Regions from separate parts of the Homo sapiens genome. Here regions 1 and 3 are each linked to region 2. Evidence: chromatin loops called from intact Hi-C (ENCODE). Cell type or tissue: prostate gland. All regions are shown on one strand.

Region 1 (8,000 bases), 85 kb before region 2:
TCACAGCTCACTGCAGCCTTGACGTCCCAGGCTCAAGTGATCCTCCCACCTCAGCCTCTCAAGTAGCTAGGACTTCAGGTGCACACCACCACATCCAGCTAATTTTTGTGGAAATGAGGTTCCACTAGTTGCCCAAGCTGGTCTCAAACCACTGTGCTCAAGCAATCCTTCCACTTTGGCCTCCCAAAGTGTTGGGATTACAAGCATGAGCCACCGCACCCAGCTGAGGAAAATCTTTTTTTTTTTTCTTTTTTAACGGCTTGTCCAGCCGACGTTTCCTAAGACCCCGTTAATCAAGAATGAAATGTTGTCCAAGTCATCTATATTCTTAATACTTTTCTATTCTTCATCTATCAATCTCTGATTATGGGTGTGTTCAAATTTTTAGCTTAACAGATTCTTCAGTATTTTTTGTCCAATTATGTAGGTTGTTGATTTAGTTGTTTGTATTAATTATGTGTTTTTGAATTTGGGATTGCAGCTGATTTGGATGGGAGAGTGTTTTTGTTTGCTTATGCCATTGCTTTCTTTCTTTCTCTCTTGCCCTCTTTCCTACCTGTCTAATAGTTTGCCCAGCTTCCTGACCCCTAATCAAAAACCAAGACTTATTCTGGTGGCTCAGATTTCCTGCTATGTAGTAATATTACACCAAGCTAGAGGCAGCTTGGTTCAGTTTCTTGGGGTGAAGCTGGGTCACCTGTTTCCCACACCCCAGCAGGAGCTGAAATTCCGACCATCACTGCCAGCCTGTTTCTGGACTTGGAGTTCAGCAGGCCTACATGTCTTCAGGCTTGTGACTTTAGAGATCTTTTCCCTCCTTTCCCTTCTCCTCCCTTTCCCTCTCCTTTTCTTCTCTCTTCCTTTCAATCTCTAAATGTCTTTCTGATTTCCTCTGTGTTTTATCAGTCTTTGCTCTGTTTTTGGAAAAGATCAGATGTGTAAAAGCATGAACTTATAGCACCATCTCTACTGGCATTCTGTACACTACTTTTATAATTAGAAAACAAAACAGTATCATTCAGGAAAATAAAAGTTTCTCCCTCCAAAAGTAAGTTTTATTTCTATTTTATTAGAATAATTCCTGAAAACAAAAGTTCTATTTGTATTTTGTGATTCTAATACTTAAAAAAACTGCTTATTGCAAATTTATGTTTTATGGCCTTTATATTTGAAGGGAATAAGGGAGAAAAAATTAATTCTGGTTGTAGAAGCTTTGATTCACCAAGATCTTAACTCTGTGTTTAGAAACTGCATTTGTGGTCTTTAAGCTAGGCACTCAGGTGTAAACTGTTCAGTTTACTGAATGGATGCCAAAAATAGAAATGAGGAATGCTGTTCTAGCCCTTTCTCCTGACAAAATTAATATTTTGCACCCTTTTGCTTCTCTTAAGTGTTTCAGTCCATTGATTTTAAGTGATTTTGTCAATGGCATTTTCCATTAGACTGGGAAGAAGGAAAGATTGCTCCATAGCTGGCTGCTGCTGTTAACATTAGGAACTATTTAGCTCCTTGAACTGAATATTCCCTGCTTACTGTTATTCCATCCTATGAACCTGTCTAAGCAATTCCTATCACTTCTCTTAGTTCTTTCCAGCTCATGCATTTACTATTATTTCTATTTATTTTTGTGTGTAGTCAAGGAAAGTGAATGTAGACATTTTAATCTTATGTCCTAAGGCACTGTCTCAAGTCCTAGTTTTTACAAGTGTTCTCTTCTCATGTATCATCTTGATGGCTGGCAGCTATTTCGTTGTTAAGAACTCTACGAAGTACTTTCTAACTAAGCTTATAAATACCTGGCTAGTGTCTGGAGTTTCTTTACAAAACTGTGAAGCATAAGCTAGCTAGGCACACTTGTTTTCTTATATCCTCCTTAGCTCCTTGGTCCTTATGTAAATGTACATACAGTTAAGCCAATGAACTAGACAGTCTTCCTGAATCCTACACTCAAGGGGAAGAGATGGGGCGAGCATCCTCCGATTGTTCTGGGGCAGTCCGTAATTCAGTGCCCTCCTTCTCAAGTGAGTTGCAAAAATTGCCTCAGCCTTTGCTTTCTATATCACTTACTTTCCATTTCCCTACCTTTCCTTCTTTGATTTTCCTTCTCCCTATAAAGAAGCCCACTTAAATTCAGTTTGATTTTTGCTCCAAGTGTTTTTCTAGTGTGCAAAGTGGAGAGTATTTAAAAAAAAATCCTCTGATGATTACCCAAACTATTATTGTTATATACACAGTCATCCCTCAGTATCTGTTGGGTATTGGTTCCAGGACAGCGCATGGATACCAAAATCTATGCACACTCAAGTCCTGCAGTCAGCCCTGCAGAACCCACAGATATGAAAGGTCAGCCTTCTGTATCTGCAGGTTTCACATTGCCCTGAATGCTGTATTTTCGACCTGCATTTGGTTGTGGATGCAGAACCCATGGATAAAGAGGGCCAATTATATTAACTGAAAAAATGTGCATATATAGTACTATATATACACACACACACACACACACACTCACATCATTAATGTATCATATTACTTGTTCATACATATTAACTCATTTTATTAATAACTGTATATCAATATAGTAAATCAACTCACATCATTAATCATTTATATGTTAAATAAACATATGTATGCATATATATATTTATATAATCTTCAACTACTGAACCCCTAACCCCACTGTCCATCTCCATTACATCCCATCCCAAATCTTCTCCACCTCTGATATTTCCTATTTAGCCAATAGAACCATCACCATTTAGTAAGTAACTCAAGCTAAAAACTGTAGAGTAGTTTCTAAGTCGTTCTCACTATTCTACATTCACTTGTGTCTATGATCTGTTGCTTCTACCTTGAAACATCATTTCTAGCCCTTCCTTCTCACTCTTTCTACCACCTTCTTCACTGTGTCTTTACTGATCTCTCACTAGGACATTTTTCTCCTGACTCATTTCTTGCTTGCAAAGAGGGCACTCTTCTTTTCAATTACTGCTTCTTTTTAAACATGCACTGGCCTCTCCTATGATTCAAAACATTGGTAGTTGTCTATTGCTTGTATAATAATGCTCACACTACCCAACATTCAAGGCCCATCACTTCTGCTTCTAACTTAACTTGCGGTTCTCCTCTCTGGTCCTCAGCCTTGCTCTATCCTTTACTTCACCTCTACCCCACCTCCCCATGGTCAGCCTAAGCATGTACTAGCCTATTAACACAAAAGATGCATATCTTTGTGCAAATAGTCCCAGTGAAAGACAAAATGCACCAGACAATGAAGATCATTTCATCTGGCTATTGCAATAGGGAGAATGCTCATTAATGGTGAACATCTCAAAGAAAAAGATGGGGTTTCACAGAAACGTATAGACAAGGGAGTTACCTACATCATTCATGAGCCTTACAGGAGTCATGAGGAAGGATGGAGAAATGTCTTATTTTGAAATGTGCTAGGGCAGAGTGGTCTGTTGAGGATAGCCAATTCTGGAACAGTGATAGGGAGATTTCTTTATCATTACTATTTTGGGGGAGCACAGAGCTCAGGTAAAGTTCAACATTGTCAACTCTACTGGCTACTCTCTGGAACCTCTCCACTCCCCAACTACCTATGGTTGGTCTTTCTGTCTTTACCTCAGTGCCCTTGAGGGCTGATCTTTGCTTACCACACCACTTGGGCTTTCTTGTCCTCTGGCTGCCAGTTGGGTTTGACAAATAGAAGGTATGAGCAGAAGATTTAAGGGCCAGAGGAGTGAAAGACATTGGGTGTAGTTATTTTCCTCATTCCTTGTTTACCAGTTCTAGTGGTGGCTAGATCTTTCCATGGCTTCTCTTCACATGGATATCAAAATCACCTCCAGGATCTCAAAATCACCCTTCCCTTCTCCCCTCCCTCCCTCTTGTGTAACCTCAGACCTAGGAGTATTAACTGCTTTCCAAAGTTGCTAGTGCCTGGGTGCCTCACCATTCCTTATGGGCTTCTTTTCACCCTACCCACACTTCTATAGCTTGCCCCTTTATTGAATTATGTTCAGTTAAACTCTTTTGAGAGTTCTCTATTTTCTCCCAGAACGAACTGATTTGTTCCCTCAGCCTGGGAAACTTCCCCCACTTGTCAGCCTAGAGCGTTCCTGCTTGTCACACAGTTCACATGAAGACTTCCTTAACACCTTCCTCTGTGCACTGGTAGCATTTTGGACATACATTGTGGTGAAACATTTGTGAACTGTTTGCTTCTCTGTACTGTGTTGTGAGTTTCTCAAGGATAGGATATGGTTTGTGCCCCTTGGTGTTTATAGAGCCTATAGCAGTGCTTGGTGCACTAAGTATTTGATAAATGCTGACTGCATGAATAAATGATTAGAGTAAATTGGCATAAGTAAGAGATTTATTAAGAAGCATAGTAAGAGATGATTGTTTAATTCATTCTTTTTCTTTTTTTTTTTTTTGAGACAGAGTCTTGCTGTGTCACTTAGGCTGGAGTGCAGTGGTGCATCTCGGCTCACTGCAGCCTCCACTTCCCAGATTCAAACGATTCTCCTGCCTCAGCCTGCTGAGTAGCTGGGATTACAGGTGCATGCCACCATGCGTGGCTAATTTTTGTATTTTTAATAGAGACGGGGTTTCACCATGTTGGTCATGCTGGTCTCGAACTCCTGATCTCAGTTATCTACCCACCTTGACTTCCCAAAGTGCTGGCATTACAGGTGTGAGCCACCACACTTGGCCTATTTAATTCATTCTTTTGCCATTTTGAGTAGTCCTCTTATAGAAAAATAGAGATTCAGAAAATTAGAAAACAAAAATCATGATTACTTAGTAGATAATTTTTATTTTGGTGCCCGGAATATCTATTTGAGTATAGTTTTTATTTTTTTAACTTGTTTTTAAGTTAAAAGAACAGAGAGAAGCCAGACCAACTAGCACTTGATAAATATCCAAATCAAAAAGACTTCTGTCCATGGAGCTTTTCCAAAGAACAAGCAGGGAGATGTTTTGTTTACTTCACTTGGCAGGTACACTCCCTTCCCCAGGGTGCAATAATCAGGGCTGATCAGCAGCAAAGGAAGCTTGAAACCAGTTGTTTTGTGTCATTGATTTAGAAACCACTTCTGATATTTCCCTTATAAGATTCTCTTTTTTACTTAGTGTGTGTATATTAATTTATTTAATCCATGTTCATTTAGTAAATGTATAATAAAATCAAAGTTGGATTTAGATAGTAAACTTTTAAAATTAATAAAACTAAGAATTATATAATTGGTCCAAGTCAGGAATAAAGCATAAATTCTATTCTATTTTATTTATGCCTTCACCTATTTGGTATTGGTCATAATTTCTGCAATGTCATTCTATATATCCCGTTAAATTATATCCAAATATTTAAGCCGTTTTTGCTGTTTTATTTTTTAACCCAGGTATCTGACTATAAACAATTTTCTCTTTGAATGCATTATATTTTCAATTCTTTTTAAAAATATAAGTTGTCTGATGCTTTGAGGAGCAGCCAATGGCCTGCCTGCCTAGAATTTGCTATTCAAAGACACTTGTGAGCGTGAAAGTGGGCACTATTAATAATTGTCCCTGGACAACAGGCTTAATTGGAGTGGAACTGTCCCCTGCCAACTGGGGATATATCCTCGAGTATATCTCTTACCACTTACCCTGGTGCCTAAAATTTCTATCATTGCAATACTGTTTCAAATTAAAAGATTATGTCTCCAAGAATCCTCTTTCTGAATATAGCTATATTACATGGGAATATTAATACATTAACCTATCATTAGCCATTAACAATTTAGCAAAAATAACTGATCTGGCCTAGAAATGGCTCTACACCAGAGAAGTTGGCAAACTTTTAAAAATAAAGGTCTGTCTACTAAATATTTTAGGCTTTGTGGCCTGCACGATCTCAATTGCAACTATTCACTCTACTGTTATAGTAGAAAGCAGGCACAGACAATACTTAAATTAATAAGTATGGCTTTGTTACAATGAAACTTTATTAATAAAAACAGGTGGTAGGCCAGATATGGCCCATGGGCCATCCTTTGCCCACTCCTGCTTTTGAGGACTGAGAGGCTGGCAGATGAATTTACATCTCCAGAATTATGTTACTTCTCAACTGTTCATCTTGCTGCCTCATCACGGACTAATGCCACATGTATATTGCCTTGCCAAATAATCTGATGACTCAGGGTCAATTTGGCTGTGAATCTAACCTCAGAGGTCAACTCACCTTGCACTTTAAATTTTTCTTCTTTAAAATGTTGCAGTAGTTGTGGTTCTCCTGAGAAACAGAACCAATAGGAGACTAGATAGATAGATGGATAGATAGATAGATAGATAGATAGATAGATAGATAGATAGATAGACAGATAGATGATAGATAGATAGAGATAAAGATATTTATTCTAGGAATTGGCTCACATAATTATGGAAGCTAAGAAGTCCCACAGTTTACTGTCTGCAAGCTAGAGAACCAGGAAAGCTGGTGATGTAATTCAGTCTGAGTTCAAAGACCAGAGAATCAGGAGTCCCAGTGTCTGAGGACAGGGGAAAAATGGATGTCCTAGCTCAAACAAAGAGACCACATTTGCCCTTCCTCTTCCTTTCTATCTGAGCCCTCAGTGGATTGGACAATGCCCACCCACATTGCTCAGGACAATCTTCTTTACTCAATTTATTGATTCGAATGCTAATCTCTTCCAGAAACACTTCACAGACCACCCAAAAATAATGTTTTGCCAGCTATCTGGGCACCCCTTAGCCCAGTCAAGTTGACACATACCAATTAACCATCACAAATGTTAAGTCTTAAAAGGTTAGAGACCTTATTTATTATTTCTTTGGTATCTCCCTGTGCTATCCAGTACTTTATACACACTGGATAATCAATATTTAACCAAAGATCAGTAAACATCAGTATCTTCATTTTTCTTCTAAAGACACTAATGAAGATTAGTATCTTCATTTTTCTTCTAAAGACACAGGAACCTAAGAATTATGATATAAGTGTAAAGTTAGGGAACATAGTCTACAATACTTTCCTCATTCCTGACACCATTTATGAGTTTTGGAGTTCCCAAGACCATGCTAAGTTTCAGTAATTTGCTAGAAGGGCTCAAAGAACTCATTGAAAGCTGTTACACTCACAGTTACAGTTTACTACAGGAAATCATACAGATTAACATTAGCATGGGGCAGAGTCTAGGAAAATTCCACATGTGGACTCTGCTCATGGAGTCATGGATAGTGTCAATGTCTCCTGGCTATCATGTGTGACAAGATGCATGAAATTTTGCCAACCGGGGCCTGAGCCTTAGTGTCTAGAGTCTTTATTGGGGCTTGATCACAAAAATAGGGTTGACCTGCCCATGCGGCTGACCTCTGACTCCTTTCCTCCAGTGGTCAACTGATACCATGTGTCCCAAAGCTCCCACCCAAATCATATTGTTGGTGTGGCTTGAAGCCCCCATTCTAAATCACACTGTTACTCTTTGCACATTAATCAGGCATTACAAGGGTTTAGAGATTATCTCTCAGGAGCCAAGGACAAAGGCCAGACCTCTCTTTAGGGAAGGTTCAGTTCTTTCCTACATACAAGGTCAATCGTGGTTCATGAATACAGTGTCTGACTTTGATCATGGCACCATAAGCCATTTTACTGGAGGACACAGCTAATGCATTCTATGGAATGCTGAAGTTGAATGATACATAGTCCTTGACTTTCCCCTTATACATTAAAAATGAATTTAGAAAACAAAACAAATAAAAGTTTTGTCCCTATTTTTCTTTTCAGCTTGTAATTTATGTTGGAGTAAGATGTTCTAACATTTTAGAAAAAAGTGTTTTTTCCTTTTAGTAGTTTCTCCAACTTCTTTTACAAGAGTTCAAACATCCTGTCATTTCATTAAGAGATGTATATATCTTATCCATTCTCTGTAGATCTACAGGTTCTATGGCTTTGAAACGCTATTATTTCCTATTCCATTTCTTATATCCCTCAG
Region 2 (8,000 bases):
AAGTGCTTTTGCAGTATGAATATACCTGTATTCATAACATTTGGTTAGGCATAATCTTTTTGTTTTGGTAATCTAATCTTGCATATCAAAATGCCCCAAAATGTATTAGCTTAAAACAACAATTTTGTTATTTTTCAATAGGAAAAATGTCTTGATATATTATCACCCCAGAAAGTTCCCTTTTGCTCCGTCCCCAGGATATCACTGCTACCCCCAGACACAACCAGTGTTCTGATTCTTTCCACCATAATTCTACCTGTTCTAGAATTTCATGTAAATTCAGTTATACAATATGTACTCTTTTAGGTAAGGCTTCTTTCAACCACCATAATGCATATGAAGTTTGTCCAGGTTGGGTATATAACTTTGATGTTTTTAATTGCTAAGTAACATTTTATTATATGATTATACCATAGTTTATCCATTCTCCTCTTGATCAATACTTTGGCTATTTCCATTTTGGGGCTGTGTGAATAAAGCTGCTATGAACATTTTTGTATAAGTATTTTTGTGAACATATGCTATGATTTCTCTTGGGCTAATACCTAGTATTACTTGGTCAAAAGGTCAGTATGTGTTTAGTTTTATAAGAACTTCCAGGTATATATTTTTCCAAAGTGGCTATACCATTGTACATTTCTATCAAGTAACTATGAAAGTCTTAGTTGTTCTGCAGTCTCACCAGTATTTAATGCTATCATTGATTTTAATTTTAGTCATTCTGGTAAGTGCATAATATTCTATTGTGGCTTTAATTTTCATTTCCCTTATGACTAAAAATGTTGTACTCTTTTTCTATGTGCTTATTTACCATTTGGATGTCTTCTTTTGTGAGCTGTCCAATTTTTTTGCCCACTTTTAATAGGATTGCTTGTCTTTTTATTGTTGACTGGAAGAGTTCTTTATACATCCTGGATACTAGTCCCTGGTCAGATATATGTATTGTCAATATTTTCACCCAATTTGCAGCTTGCTTATTCATTTTTTCATGGTGTCTTTTGATAAGATTTTTTCATGGTGTCTTTTTAGCTTTGATGAAGTCTAATTTATCAGTTTTTTAATTTAAAGCTTATTGCTATTAGTGATCTAAGAAACCTTTGCCTACCCACAAATCAAGAATATATTGTACTGTTTTCTCCTCTAAAAGCTTTTTTGGGTTTAGCTTTTACATTTTGCTCTATGATTCATCTTGATAGCCATTGAGGTTCATTTTTAAATAAAATATTTATCATTTATTAAAAAGTTCTTCTTTTTCCATGGGATCACTTTGGCACCATTGTTTAAAAAATAAGTGTTGGCCCATTTCTGTTCTGCATTCTTTTCCATTGATTGTTGATTCTGAGCTCTTGCATTTAAAAAATATTTATTAACTCCAATGTGGGCTTAAATTCTGCTATTATAATTTGAGTTCTTTTGAAACTGTTCCACATTTTAACCATCTCTGTTGTTGTCTATATATTCATTCACTGAGTAAATGTTTGTTGAGCTTCTACTTTTTGGTAGTCACCATTCTCCATACCGAGGACTCAGCAGTTAAAAATCAAACAGTATTCATATTGTCATGAACCTTATATTCTAGTAAGACAGGCAGTAGACAAGTAAACAAATAAATTAGCAAGATAAATTTATTATACTGTATCATAAAGAAAATAAAGCAGGATGTTTTAATAAAAAGTGACTAAAAATATGGGGCTACTGTGGATACATTCAGGAGAGACCACCCTGAGCAAGTGACAGTTGAACTATGTTAACTCATTCTTCTGTTTGTTTTATAAATTTCATTCAAACATATTTTGCCTATATGGTTTTCTGATCCACTTTCAATGATGCTCTTTCTTCTTGTATCTTTGAAGATACTAAGCATAAGATTTCTAAAAGGTTGCATGCATGAAACAATTATCAGATGTATTAAAACATTCTCTCTGGGTTTTTAGGGTGCTTCTCTCCTTCCCTTGGACTGCAGTGTTTGCCAACAGGCAAGACTTTGGGGTTGCCCCTGAGCTCTTTTGTGGTCCACTTATGTCCTGTTGAATCTCCTTGGTTAGATATACAAAAGGGGAGCAAACTTATGTACTAATATTTAGTTACTAGGCTGATTCTCAGCATCTAGCATGTAGACATAGATCTAGTGTACTCCTGCTAGGCTGAGATGGAATATTCTTCCCCCCATCAGGTCTCAGTGGATTCTGGATCCCTTATGTATAGAAATATGTCTATGGGTCTGGTTCACCATTATGTGCCCAGTACCAGCAGCACACAGTAGGCATGTAGGAAATGTTTGTTGAGTGGATCAAGTATAGTAAAATACAAATAAAAATCATAATTAAAGTACAAGAATCTCAATCCTCAGCATACGCTGCTACGAGGGTTTTTGAATGAACTACAGTTAGGTGATTAAAAGGGCAGGCTTTAAAATTAGACTGTTAGAGGCTGGGCACGGTGGCTCACACCTGTAATCCCAGCACTTTGGGAGGTCAAGGTGGGAGAATTGCTTGAAGCCAGGAGTCTGAGACCAGCCTGGGCAATATAGCAAGATCTCATCTCTACAAAAGGGAAAAAAAATTAGCCAGGCATGGTGGCATGCACCTATAGTCCCAGCTACTCAGGAAGCTGAGGTGGCAGGATCCCTTGAGCCCTGGAATTCGAGGCTGCACTGAGCTATGATCATGCCACAGCCTGGGGAAGAAAGCAAGACCCTGTTTCAAAAAAAAAAAAGAAAAATTTTTTTAATTAGACTGTTAGGATTATTCTTAAGGTTTTTTTTTAACCTTTGTTCTGAGACTATTAGGATTTTAATTTCAGCTGTGCTACTTTTTTACCTGTGCATCTCAGGGCAGGTCAATTTCTCTGTGCTTCATTGTTCTCACTTCCCAACCTTGTGGGATTGTTAATAACGATGAAGTGAATTAACGCCAGTAAAATCTTTACCACTGTGTTCATATAATGTCAAAAGTAGTAGTTATTTATATTATAACATCCCCCACCCCCCACCATCATACAGTGCTTTATTTGCAGTGACTCTTTCCCACAAGATGAAAGCGAATACTTCAAAAACAGCTACCATTCAGTAGAAGGTGAACTGGTTAATTTTCTGGTTAGCACAGATCCTGGGTCTCTGAATGAGAGCTCAGACAGTACAGAAAGGAACACTGCCCTCTGGAGACTGCTTTCAGAACAATGCCTTCCCATCTTCTTTCAGACCAAGGGGGACTGCTTCATTTTGGGGGTGGAGATAAAGCATGGTTAAGCTACTAGTTATTTTTCTGAGTCCAGCTGCATCTGCCTTATACTTGGTGAAAATTCTTCTCATATTCTAGTAGTAGGTTATCAGTTTTAGTTATTGATGGTTTCTAGGTTTTCATTTAGGTATTCTGTGGAAAGTGGGAGAACTTACATGGAGAATCAGCCGTGAGGTATCATTTTTTAGAAATAAACTTTATATTTTATGACAGTTTAGATTTACAGAAAAATTGGGAAGATAGTACAGAGAGTTCCCTTATACCTCATACCCAGTTTCCTCTATTAAGATATGGTACATTTGTTATAATTAATGAACCATATTGCTATATTATTATCAACTAAAGTCCATACTTGATTCATATTTCCTTAATCTTAACCAAATATCCCCTTTTTGTACCAGGATCTCATTCAGGATACCCTATTACATTGATTCATCATGTCTCCTTAGACTCTCCCTGGCTGTGATACTTTTTCATACTTTTCAATTTTGTTGACCTTGACAGTCTCGAGCAAACTGGTCAGGTATTTTGTAGAGTTTCCCTCTATTAGAATTTGTTCAATGTTTTCCTCACGATTACACCAAAATTATGGGTTTGGGGGAGGAAGGCACAGAGGTTAAGTGCCATTTTAATCACATCATATCAAGGGGACATACTATCAAAATGACTTACCATGATTGATGTTAACCTTGATCGTCTGGTGGAAGTAGTGTTTGTCAGGTTTCCCCAATGTACAGTTACTCTTTTTTCCTCTTTCTACACTGTAGTCTTTAGAAGGAAGTCACTATGCACAGCTCACACCTAAGGAGTGGGGAGTTATGCTCCACCTCCTTGAAGAGGAATTATCTACATATATTATTTAGAATTCTTTTGTATGGGATATTTGTCTCTTCTCTCTGTTTATGTGTTTATTTATCTCAATATATTTATATACTCAGGATATATATACACCAATATTTGTTTTACACTTAGGGTTATATTCCACTACTCCTTTCTTCATCAGATATCATTTTATACCAGAATCCAGTAAGGTAATTTTTTAACAGCAACAAAAAAGAACTTATGTGTATGCACAAATGGTGCTTCTCTGCAAATAGTCTGCAGGGGAGTCTATGTACTACTTCTAATAATTATATCATCATTTAAATATGTTTGAAACACTTTAATGGAAACCATGAGATTTGTAAGATAAATAATCATTAATGTTACGAATGGATCACCTATTATGTGCCAAGAACTCGATTTTCACCAAAACAGCATAGAGTAGACTACGACTATGTAAATTTCATAAGCTGTAGTACAATCTCATGTGATTTCAGTCTAATAGAGGACAGAGATAAATGAAAGTATGATTACTGCCAAGTGTAACGAGCTCCAAGAAAGAGGTAGATATGTTAGGGGAAGCATAGAGGAGGGGGCATCTTGTTCAAAGTCAGACATAACTGCTTTGCATAGAAGGCAATTTCAGAGTGACAGGTAGCAGTGAGCTATACAATTTCTAAAGACAACTAGCAGGAATGCTCCATGGAGAAGGAAAGTCATAGGTAAAAGTAGGGAGAACTGAAGTAGCATGCTATTCAAGCACCTCAATGCAGACAGGGAAAAGGGCACAGCAGGGGAGAGGCAGGGCCTGAGGCTGGAGAGCTACCCGGGGTCAGATCACAAAGGATGCTTGTGTTACATGAAGGAATTTGAACTTGATTCTAAAAGCAGTGGAGAATCATTGAAGTGTTTTCAGCAGGAGAGGAACATGATTAGTTTGACATTTTAGAGAGATCATGTTGGCAGCTGAGAAGATAAAATTTATCTTAGTATTTCATAATCATACTTTTTTAAAACAAAATTGTTGATCATGTTTTTATTTTATTTTCTGTTAAATGATTTTTGTGGTTTTCCAAAATCAAATCTGCTCTCAAATGATTTGCCACCACTGTCATGGTCTAAGGAACGTACTTTGAGATCCTGGATAAGAGTTCCCAAACACAGCAGAACATTTGGAGTAACTTAACATAGTCCCCATAGTAGCCTTAAGAAGTAATTGTTATTTGGATGCATTTGTTCTGGTTTATTTGTTTAAAATTTTTCTTTCATTACCTTACATTCTTCTTATTTCTTCTGCTTTTGCTATGTTATTTTGGTCCTTTTTGAAATGCTATATTTATTAAATGCTTATGTGTCAGGCATTAATTATGTGTTTTGCATATGTATTTTATTGAACCTTCACCAAAACAGCATGGAGTACACAGTATCATTCCCATTTGACAAGTGAGCAAATTGAGGCTCAGAAAGGTTTAGGAACTTGCTGAGAGAGGTTTTGTGGCTTGCATTTCACAGCTAGAAGTAGAGCCAGGATTCAAGCTCAGATCTATCTGTTTCAAAGGGCCATGTTGTACAAATTGTACCGCAAGGGCTCTTTTGAGGAATGTCCTATCAGTTGCAGGAGAGCATTTACCACTGGAGCCCTTGGCTGCCCTGATGGAAGTGGGAGGAGAGCCAAGGTAAAGGGCCTGTTTTCTACACCGGGGGCATGCTTCTGGTTTATGAGACTGTGATGACAGTAATTAAGGGTAAATAATGAAGACTTGCCCATTGATTTAAAAGCTCAAACTGAATAAAGCACCCTTGGAAATGTATTGTCCTCCTCCTCCTCTTTTACCTCACTGAAAATTACTAACTTGTCAGTAAGGAAACTGTTTCTTTCAACCCTAATGCTTTTGGTTTTACAGTGCAGATCCTAGGAGTAATAGCCAGTGTCTCTGTTGGGCTCCAGCAGCTCACTTTTTTCTGGAGCAGTTGCTGAGTCTAAGTTAGTTGACTCAGGTCAGTTACCCCACAGTGTGCGAAAGAGAACAGCTTTCTGTAGTGGAACAGCCATGCCTTTGCCTGCTGGCTTCTCTTGTAAAACATTGGCTTATGAAAGCCGTGTTTATAGTTGGCCAAGTAAGAAACTGACATTCACTTTAGGCCCAGTGCTCAGTATCTTGATAGTGCTGTCATAAGGGGACAGTACCAGGATGCTGCTATCAAAAGGTGGCAGATCACACCCCAAATCCAACCAGAAGGAACTAAGCCTACAAACCGTTTAGAAGACATTGGAGTTACTCACCTCCCCTTCCCCCTAGATCCCCCTCCACACTGTGCTGGATTTTAACAGGTGTGAGCCCTACATTATGCACATTTCAAACTTGGTCAACCCCACACACAGCCCCTGCAGAGGTGCATCCAGAGGAGCCCAAATCTCAGGGGGAAGCCCATGCAGGTACTGGCAATGGGCTTGGGGCATTTGGGGTACCTGGGGGAATTTGAGATACCTGGAATTTAGTTTGGCTGATCCCAGGTACCTGGAATATAATCTGAATGACATCGTCCCGGAAATCCATGGACTTTTCTTTCCAGGGGATAGAAGAGACAGAGTGGAGCCCTTCAAAGCTTGGGGCCCAGGCCAACTCTCACAAGTCAGTCACCTGAGTGTCACAAAGACACTAACCAGGCTCCTGTTCTGAGTGTCTCCATCCCAGCACCTGCCTTCATTATGGCCTTAAAGTCACAGTCAGGCCTTTCCAAAAAGACTTACTGTAGCTAAAATCTTACAGCAAAGATATATATATATCACTTTAAGATATATTTCACTCCACTCTCTCCACTCTAGATCATAAGCCCCATACTGGCATCTTAAAGCAAAGATATATATATATATATATATATATATATATATATATATATAGTTTAAACAAAATAATAGTAATAATTATCTACAATCCCCAGAGACAACATGGGAGACTTTTGCTTCACGTGGCCCTCCCTAACCACCTGAAAGTATGTGATGATGCAGAGTCTTAGGGAGGTGGGATCCACATTTCTCAATACATAAAAATGATAAACACTGAGGGTGGTGGATAGCCCAGTTTCCCTAATTTGATCTATATACATTCTTTGCGTGTAACAAACACATGTACCCCATAAATATGTAAATTATCATATATCAATAAAGGGTAAAACAAAACCTGCTTGGGGTTATCTTCAATTCCCTGCCCAGTGGAAAGAGGAGAGGCCTGACTTTAGGTACCCAAGAAGGCATTTCAGAAGGTCTTTGACTAGCACCTAAAAACAAAGAGCATAAAAGCCCCCACCCCCTTCTCCATGCCCTAAATGTGTGTGTGTGACATCACATATATTGATAAACTCTGTGGCAGTTAAGCCGAAGCGGGTAATCAACACTTTCTAGCAAAAACATCTGCTCTTGGAATGGAAGCAAACAGGAGCCAATCAGAACATTGGCTCAGGTGTTGGGCCCAGAGCAGAGACTGGAGAAACCTACCTGTTGTAGCCCCTTCCCGTTCCTGTCATCAGATGTCACCAGGTGATGAATGTAAGGAAGTTTTCAAACCCTCTATTTTTATATGTCTATTTCCAAAAGTGTGTCCCACCCTAAACACTCCTCCCATTGTCCAGAAACTCCAAATTTGGCCCCATCAGACCCATCTCCCAACCTCACATTCAACTTCCGTGATTAAATTCATCCCGTAGAATGAAATAAGAATAAAGGTTAGAATGCCATTTTAAAAACCAGACACCGGCTGGGTGCAGTGGCTCATGCCTGTAATCCCAGCACTTTGGGAGGCCGAGGCAGGTGGATCATGAGGTCAGGAGTTCAAGACCAGCCTGGTCAACATAGTGAAACCTCATCTCTACTAAAAACACAAAAAATCAGCTGGGCATGGTGGTGGGCACCTGTAATCCCAGCTACTTGGGAGATTGAGG
Region 3 (8,000 bases), 180 kb before region 2:
AGCAGGCACACAGAGACTGTGAAAAGGCTTTGACCCTGCTGCTAGAGATGCTTCTGTTTGTCCTCGGCTTCTCTAGTTTCATGGCTCCTGAAGGCTGACTCTGTGCCAGGAGAGAAGACAAAGCTGAGAATGGGGAAGGGATTCAAGGATGGATTAGCCTGGTGTTAGGATCTGGAATCCCCACTTTCCTGAAGGTCTCCAGGTGGAAGATGATAACAGGTGTGTTTTACCTGTGTGTTCCCCCGATCCTACAGGGTCATGGTAATTTAGTGCTATCACTATTCTTTGCAGTGTTTGTAGTTGCATACAACAGGGTGGGGTTAATCTTACTCTACTTTTGGACAAAAAAGGACTCAGAAAGTGAGCAAAAGGATCCTTTTTGCCTTGTTTCCTTGCTGCTTGAAATAGTTTGATAGCTTCCTATTTGAGAGAACTTGTTCTAGATAAAAGGGTTTTGGTTAAAGATCACTTTGGCTTATGTTTTTTAGGGCAATTCCACCCTTCTGCAACATAATGTGTAAGCTTTAAAGAAGCAAATGCAAGCACTTGCGCATTGTTCTGCTCTTCACATAGCAATTTATAAAACTCTTGCAATCCCACTTTTTGTCTTTGTACTGTATCAATTCTTAAAACTTTAAAGTTCAACAATAGAAATCCTCTTATTTTACAGATTAAGAGACTGAGGCAGATAGAAAAGACTTGTTCAGTGAGATACACAGTGCAAAGTTTGGATGAAAATAGTGTTTCTTAACGTTGAGTTCAGAATTCTTGCATTGCCTCCATGCCACTGATTAAAGAATTAATGAATTTCTCTAAATATAGAGGCTGAATGCCCAAAATGCCATTGCAAGTGAGAAGAGAATATTATCCCTTACTGATTTTTTTTTGTTTCAATGAGTCCCCTGAAGATGAGAGGAACCTCTGTTATGCCTGTGTTCCTTGCCTTGTGTAATTTTAGTTCAAATCACAGCAACGCACAGATTAAATGAAATAGCTGGAGGTAAATTGTGTCAATCCTTCAATGAGGTATAGTAATATTAAAATTCAGAACTCTAAATGATCACTTTTCAAGAAAGCTTTACTATGTATCTACATTATTAATTTCAGTTACCAACTCTATTTGACATGTAGACATTTTAGTAGAGTTGTTGAAGAAAAAAAAGCACTATATTAACTATAATCACCTGAAGTGATAATAGTCACAGCACAGTGACTGTCAGAAGCAATTGAAGACCATTACTGGAAAAATCAAATATGCACCTGATTTCAATTATATCAAATGCCAATTGATTTATTTGTTCATTAGAGCAACTGGTTGGAGATAGCTGAGAGAAGTTGGAAGGTTCTCAGTAAGAGTTTTTGAATTTCTACTTTATGAACTGCTGGGTGGTATAATAACAACTACATAGAGACACAGAATGTCTAGGCAACTTGCCAAAGACCATAAAGCCAGTCAGCTTTGGAGCTGGGTAGACCTCAGGCACTGTGGCTGTTAACCACCATGCTTCAATCTCTGCTCTACAAGGCGAGCTGGGAGCTTTGGTAGAAGGTATTCTTGAATTCAAAACTTAGCTCTGCTACTTAGTAGTGTGTAGTAGTACTTGGCAAATTAACTTATACCTCTGTTTTCTCTTTATTAATAGAGAGAGCATTAGTCCTAATCTCATGGGGGTTTTTTGGTGAAGTTTATGTATATAATGCTATCTACTGTACTTATCACAATATCTGGCATCTAATGAGAACTTAACATGTGTAGCTTTTATTTTATTAATATGATTTTTATAACCATGGAGGAGTTAAAAATTAGCAGATACATTATATATCCCAAGGAGCTCTTGATTTAATTGGGAACTGAAACATACAATTAGGTGCAAATTTATCAAGAATAAAAACATAAAGAATACAATCCTATAATTTGAAAATGCTCCAAGGAGGCACAGATATAACCTATGTTTTCTTTCTTTCTGGAGTTGTTTTCACTCAGTTAAAAGTATATGTATGCCATTCACCCCTATCTTCAGCAATATGGTATGGTATCATGAGAAAGGTATTCATTCTATATTTTTAATATATAGTCTAAGTTTTCCCTTACCCTGTTGCTACAATCTGTTTACAAGAGCAAGCAATTTCATGCAGTTTGCTATGCATCACTTTTAGCTCTTTCCTTAGGCACCAGTCTAAAATCAGGGTAGCAGTAAGCCACTTTCAAATTATAGTGGTCTTTTCCATTCATGTCTACGTTTCAAATTTTTATATAAACCACTTCGCTTCCCAAGCTGTCCAACAATTGCACAGCAAGAGATAATCGTTTTGGTATTGATTGATAGCTGCTAAGTAGAAAAAATTTCATAGAAGGAAATACGAGCACCAGTGCATTAAAGAGAAGGTATATTGCTAATTTGTTTTATTAATTGGTGCTACTTTGGGAGTCGGTTTTGTCATGCACTTCTGATAAGAGCTTCCAATCACCTTCAGAACTCTTCATCTAGAAGGTCACTTTTCTAAGCTGTCAAAGTCAGTTGCCTTGCTTAGTTGACTGAAACAATCAGATTACACAGACTTGCTGACTAAACTTGTTTATGTTATGGCTATATCTAGTGAACTAATAATTCTTAGTTTTCTGGCTATCTTGCAGTTCAATGATAAATTCATCAGTGCCATGTATTTCAAAATAAAAAATATTAAGAAACCCAGAACATACAAAAAAGTTTCCTTTAGTCCACCAAATAGCAAAACTCTCATGCATTTATGTTTGTTTGTTTGTTTGTTTTTTAAGTAATTAATTTATCACAGTAAGTGGCTTCTTAGGTTTGGTAGATGGCCTAGAGTGTGGTTTTGATTATAGCTGCTTTATTTTCATTTATGTAATCTTTATTCATCTTTATTCTGCATTGCAGCCTCAGACTTTTCCAGTTTTCTCAAAGCTACTTGGACTGGCTCACTTTTTAGAGTAGATGTTGATTAAAAGGTGCATCAGTAGCCCATTGCTTATAGTGCCACCGTGTGGCCTTCATCCATCACTGCTGCCCACTTAACAAACACAGCAGGTCCTCAATGGGGCTGAATCTAAAATTAAGTTTCTTTAAGAAGTGCATCCCTAGCACGTGTAATTATTTGTTTTTAATCACTATTTTAGAAAACCAAGGTAAAGACAAATTACAAAGTGAGAAATGACTATTATTGAGGACAAATTAGAAATAAATTTCTAAATTTAGAAATAAATCTCTAAATTACTTAATACTGTCAAAGGGAAAATATGTTTGCTTTATGAAGTCTGGATTTATAGTTAAATTTTTCATGATTTTTTTCTTGAGACAGGGTCTCACTCTGTCACCCATGCTGGAGTGTAATGGCGCGATCTCAGGTCACTGCAAATTCCCCCAGGTTCAAGTGATTCTTGTGCCTCAGCCACCCAAGTAACTGGGATTACCGGTGTGTGCCACCCCGTCTGGCTAATTTTTGTATTTTTAGTAGAGATGGGGTTTTACTATGTTGACAAGGCTGGTCTCGAACTCCTGGCCTCAAGTGATCCATCTGCCCACCTTGGCCTCCCAAAGTACTGGAATTACAGGTGTGAGCTACCATGCCTGGCCTTATTTTTATAGTGTAACAAGAGGCTGGTGTACATTTGAATTCTTTTTTTTGGCTATCAAGAAATTACATTTTGCTAGCAGTTTTTAGAAGGCAAGAAATTAGGTGCCTTAAATATCATCTTGTTAAATTGTGAAATATTTAATCTGTTCCTCCTCATTTTGATTCTTCTTCTCCCTTCACATTGGCATATGAATCTTTTTTCTCTGCCACATGGTTCTGTCATAGGAGGTCATTAAGGCATTTGAATGAATCAACATAGCCCTAAAAACCCCCACCAAGGTGTCGTATCCCCTACTGGCCTGCATTCTGTCCCCAGAGAGTCCTATTTTTATTTCCTTTGCTAACTAATTTGAAGTCTTTTTTTAGGTTGTACCCATGATTGCAATGTTAGAATATTAAGCCTTCATAGCATGTTGCAGTTTGGGGCAAAAATATATATCATTTTGTAAAACATATGAAGAAATAGAAATTAATGTGTAGTGTTTGGGCATTAAGTTCCATGATGAGAGTGGAGTTACAATCAGGGTTATGGCAGAGAAAACTGGCCAAAAAAAATAACAAAAGCTTATATTACTCACTCAAGACATTTAAGGAGAAAAAAAGAAATTAGCTGAAAAGGATTCATTTTGATTAGTAAGTATGTAATTTATATTCATTGAAGTTCCATTAAAGAGCCGTTCTCTTCCATTCGTGATTAGTACAATTGAAGTTGTTAGACGATTAGCACACCATTCAAAGTAAGGATACATGCCCTTTCTCTGTGTAGTATATACTTTTGCAGGCCCAGTCGCAAAGGCCTGTGCCAGTTTTCTTTGCCTCAAGACCAGGAATCTATAGAATGGCAAAGGAGTCAATATCCTGCCTTTCCGGATTCAGCTAAGCGCAGGAAGGATACTCATTAAGTTCATACCTATGTCATTCCATTGAAAAGACTGAGTACTCCTTCCTTTAAAAAGAAAAGAAACAGAAAATGAATCACTAGAGAATGATATTCTACAATTTTGAAGTACTTCATGTACTAATGTATCTCCTGCAGAATATTTCTAGCAAGATAATTTCATAAATAATTGTTATAGGGTGAGTTGTGTTCTTCCCACACCCCTGCAAAAGATAAGTTGAAGTACTAACCCCAGTTCCTCAGAATGTGATTTTATTTGGAAAGAGGGTCTTTACAGAGGTAATCAAGTCAAAATGAGTTCATTAGGGTAGACCCTAATCCAATATGACTGGTGTCCTTTAAAAAGAGTCAATTTGGACAGAGAGAGACCAATATCCACAGAAGGGAAGACTCTGTGAAGAGATACAGGGAGAATGCCATGTGAAGACTGGAGTTATGCTGCCATAAACCAAAAAATGCCTGGGGATACCAGAACCTGAAGACAGCAAGGAAAGATCTTTCCTTTACAGTCTCAAAGGGAGCAGGACCCTTCTGACACCTTGATTTTAGACTTCTAGCCTCCAGAACTGTGAGACAATACATTTCAGTCGTTCTAAGCCACCTAATTTGTGGTACTTTGTTATAGCAGCCCTAGGAAACTAATACAGTAAATATTGAGCTAGTACTTTCTGCCATGCCCTTTGATGAGCACTTGACAAAAATTGTCTTATTTACATCTAGGACCAATCTCAGGAAGGCTATTATTATCTTCCCAAGATACTAACAAGTCAAGATAACTAGCTTACTGGAGGTTAAGTGATTTGCCCAAGATCACACAGCTATTAAGTGAAGGAGCTGGGATTTTAACTGAGATTGGTTTAACTCTACCTTCTGCTGTGTGTGTGTGTGTGTGTGTGTGTGTGTGTGTGTGTGTGTGTGTATCTAGTTCTCACTGGTTTAAGGTCGTAGCCACTTTCACACCACCCTCATGTCTCATTGAGAACCACCCACCTCTATTTAAAGAATTGCTCTTGAAATTCACTGACAACCCCACCTTTCATGTTCAAGGGCACAAGTAAGACTCTTCATTTCTCTGACAATAAAAGGTTGGTAATATTCTCTTGACTCTTTGTAATTCGAAATTTTTATAGCCTTATTGGCCTTTTCGCCCACGCCTCTCAAATTATTTCTGCTTTTTTCCATCACCCAAATTGTTGTAGTTTAATATGTGCAACAGAGTGAAAAATCTGCATGGAGTCAATTTTCTGCTTCAAAAGAATTTCTTTTAAAAAATCCAACCAATGTCTTCATAAAAAACTAAATAAATCTGCATTGAATTGTGTAGATGTCAGAGACACTGAACCTGGGCTAAAACTTAGAACCCAAAATTGTATCAGTGAGAATAACCCAATCATTCTGAGAACAGCTGTCTTCCAAAGGTCAAAGTAAGTGCCGTATTTTTACTAATACTTATGTCTATGTTACAGTTTGACTCCATTCACTGATCAAAAATCCAAACCAAGAAAAAAGTTTAATTTATAACAATGCCACAGGTTGATGCAGTTAAAAAAGAATTACGGTTAGACCAATAGTTACACAATACAGACAGTTGATTGGACATTAGTCATAGGATATAAAAGCTAAAACTATCAAATTAGATTTCTATTAACTCATCAGAGATAGAATTGGGAATATCGGGATAGACTTGATTTATAATGCCTAAAATTTCTCCTTAGCTGGTATTCTTCGTTTTTTTTTTAGGATGTCACTTTCTACTTATTGGTCTACCTTAAAGCAGTAGGTTTGAAACTTTTTTGACTGTGACCCATAGTCATGGCAGTCAGGGGAGGAGTTTCAAGAAGGAGGGCTATCAGCACTGTCAACTGCTTCAGAGAGATTAAAAGGATGATTAAGATAATCTTGATATTTGGGGATCATTATTTATTGAAACAAATGTTCTTACTATTGTTTGATGTTTTCACTATTGTTTGATAAAAATGATCATCTGCCGGGCGCGGTGGCTCACGCTTGTAATCCCAGCACTTTGAGAGGCTGAGGCAGGCGGATCATGAGGTCAGGAGATCGAGACCATCCTGGCTAACATGGTGAAACCCCGTCTCTACTAAAAATACAAAAAATGAGCCGGGCGTGGTGGCAGGCGCCTGTAGTCCCAGCTACGCGGGAGGCTGAGGCAGGAAAATGTCATGAACCCGGGAAGCAGAGCTTGCAGTGAGCTGAGATTGCGCCACTGCACTCCAGGCTGGGCGACAGAGTGAGACTCTGTCTCAAAAAAAAAAAAAAAAAGATCATCTGAGGATATCCATTCACACTTGAGTAATAAAGCTGTCAGAGAGATGCAAGTCCCTGGATTCCACAGAATTGAGACGCTGCATACCAGGAAAACCCTACCTCTTTGTAGGTGTTCCATGTTTCAAAAACATTGCTATATAGACAAACCACCAAGGCCTTAGGCAACTCACAAGACAGCATTTATGCATCCTGAACCTTGAGTTGGCTATCTCATAACAATATAAAAATAATTACCAACCATGTAAGCCATATTTCATTTTCTTTTTCTTTTTATATTGGTCACCCCCAACACATTGTTTATAAAGTAGGAAGAAGTCACTAGTTTTATATGTCAACCTAAAATAACAGCAGAGACAGACTTTCCAAAAAGAAGTTTATTCAGGAATAGCAAGGGATTGCAATCTGGGACATATGCATGCTATGGTGAACCATAGACACATCCAAAGGGGTTGGGGAAAGGGGGAAGCTTTTAAAGATAAAAAGGAGAAATTCATGTAAGCCATTTTCTTTCTTTTTTTTTTTTTTTTTATTATACTCTAAGTTTTAGGGTACATGTGCACATTGTGCAGGTTAGTTACATATGTATACATGTGCCATGCTGGTGCGCTGCACCCACTAATGTGTCATCTAGCATTAGGTATATCTCCCAATGCTATCCCTCCCCCCTCCCCCCGACCCCACCACAGTCCCCAGAGTGTGATATTCCCCTTCCTGTGTCCATGTGATCTCATTGTTCAATTCCCACCTATGAGTGAGAATATGCGGTGTTTGGTTTTTTGTTCTTGCAATAGTTTACTGAGAATGATGGTTTCCAATTTCATCCATGTCCCTACAAAGGATATGAACTCATCATTTTTTATGGCTGCATAGTATTCCATGGTGTATATGTGCCACATTTTCTTAATCCAGTCTATCATTGTTGGACATTTGGGTTGGTTCCAAGTCTTTGCTATTGTGAATAGTGCTGCAATAAACATACGTGTGCATGTGTCTTTATAGCAGCATGATTTATAGTCCTTTGGGTATATACCCAGTAATGGGATGGCTGGGTCAAATGGTATTTCTAGTTCTAGATCCCTGAGGAATCGCCACACTGACTTCCACAATGGTTGAACTAGTTTACAGTCCCACCAACAGTGTAAAAGTGTTCCTATTTCTCCACATCCTCTCCAGCACCTGTTGTTTCCTGACTTTTTAATGATTGCCATTCTAACTGGTG

Evidence for each region. Hi-C counts contacts between places; a loop is a spot of excess contacts. Peaks named below come from ENCODE experiments on the same cell type or tissue, not always from the same donor. Only the 100,000 strongest peaks of a DNase experiment are listed, where the experiment ranks them.
Region 1: it touches region 2 in a loop (1.8-fold over the local background); 6 of 110 quality-filtered maps call a loop at or near these places.
Region 3: a loop joins it to region 2, with 3.0 times the contacts of the local background. A loop is called at or near these places in 4 of 110 quality-filtered maps.

Annotation. Positions count from the first base shown.
Region 1 is chr2:177,879,707-177,887,706 of GRCh38, reverse strand. All of the region lies in intron 4 of PDE11A (phosphodiesterase 11A), which reads left to right. Among named protein-coding and RNA genes, the nearest start is that of PDE11A, 190 kb to the left of the region's middle. In prostate gland, no CTCF peak of the experiment used is centred here; DNase peaks (open chromatin) are centred at 1,741 and 4,986; H3K27ac peaks cover 2,451 bases.
Region 2 is chr2:177,794,899-177,802,898 of GRCh38, reverse strand. All of the region lies in intron 9 of PDE11A (phosphodiesterase 11A), which reads left to right. Among named protein-coding and RNA genes, the nearest start is that of PDE11A-AS1, 130 kb to the right of the region's middle. RefSeq lists an enhancer at 4,609-5,176. In prostate gland, a CTCF peak has its summit at 3,150 (motif pointing left); no DNase peak of the experiment used is centred here; H3K27ac peaks cover 2,607 bases.
Region 3 is chr2:177,978,387-177,986,386 of GRCh38, reverse strand. The region is part of intron 2 of PDE11A (phosphodiesterase 11A); the gene reads left to right. Among named protein-coding and RNA genes, the nearest start is that of PDE11A, 90 kb to the left of the region's middle. In prostate gland, a CTCF peak has its summit at 3,006 (motif pointing left); a DNase peak (open chromatin) is centred at 1,446.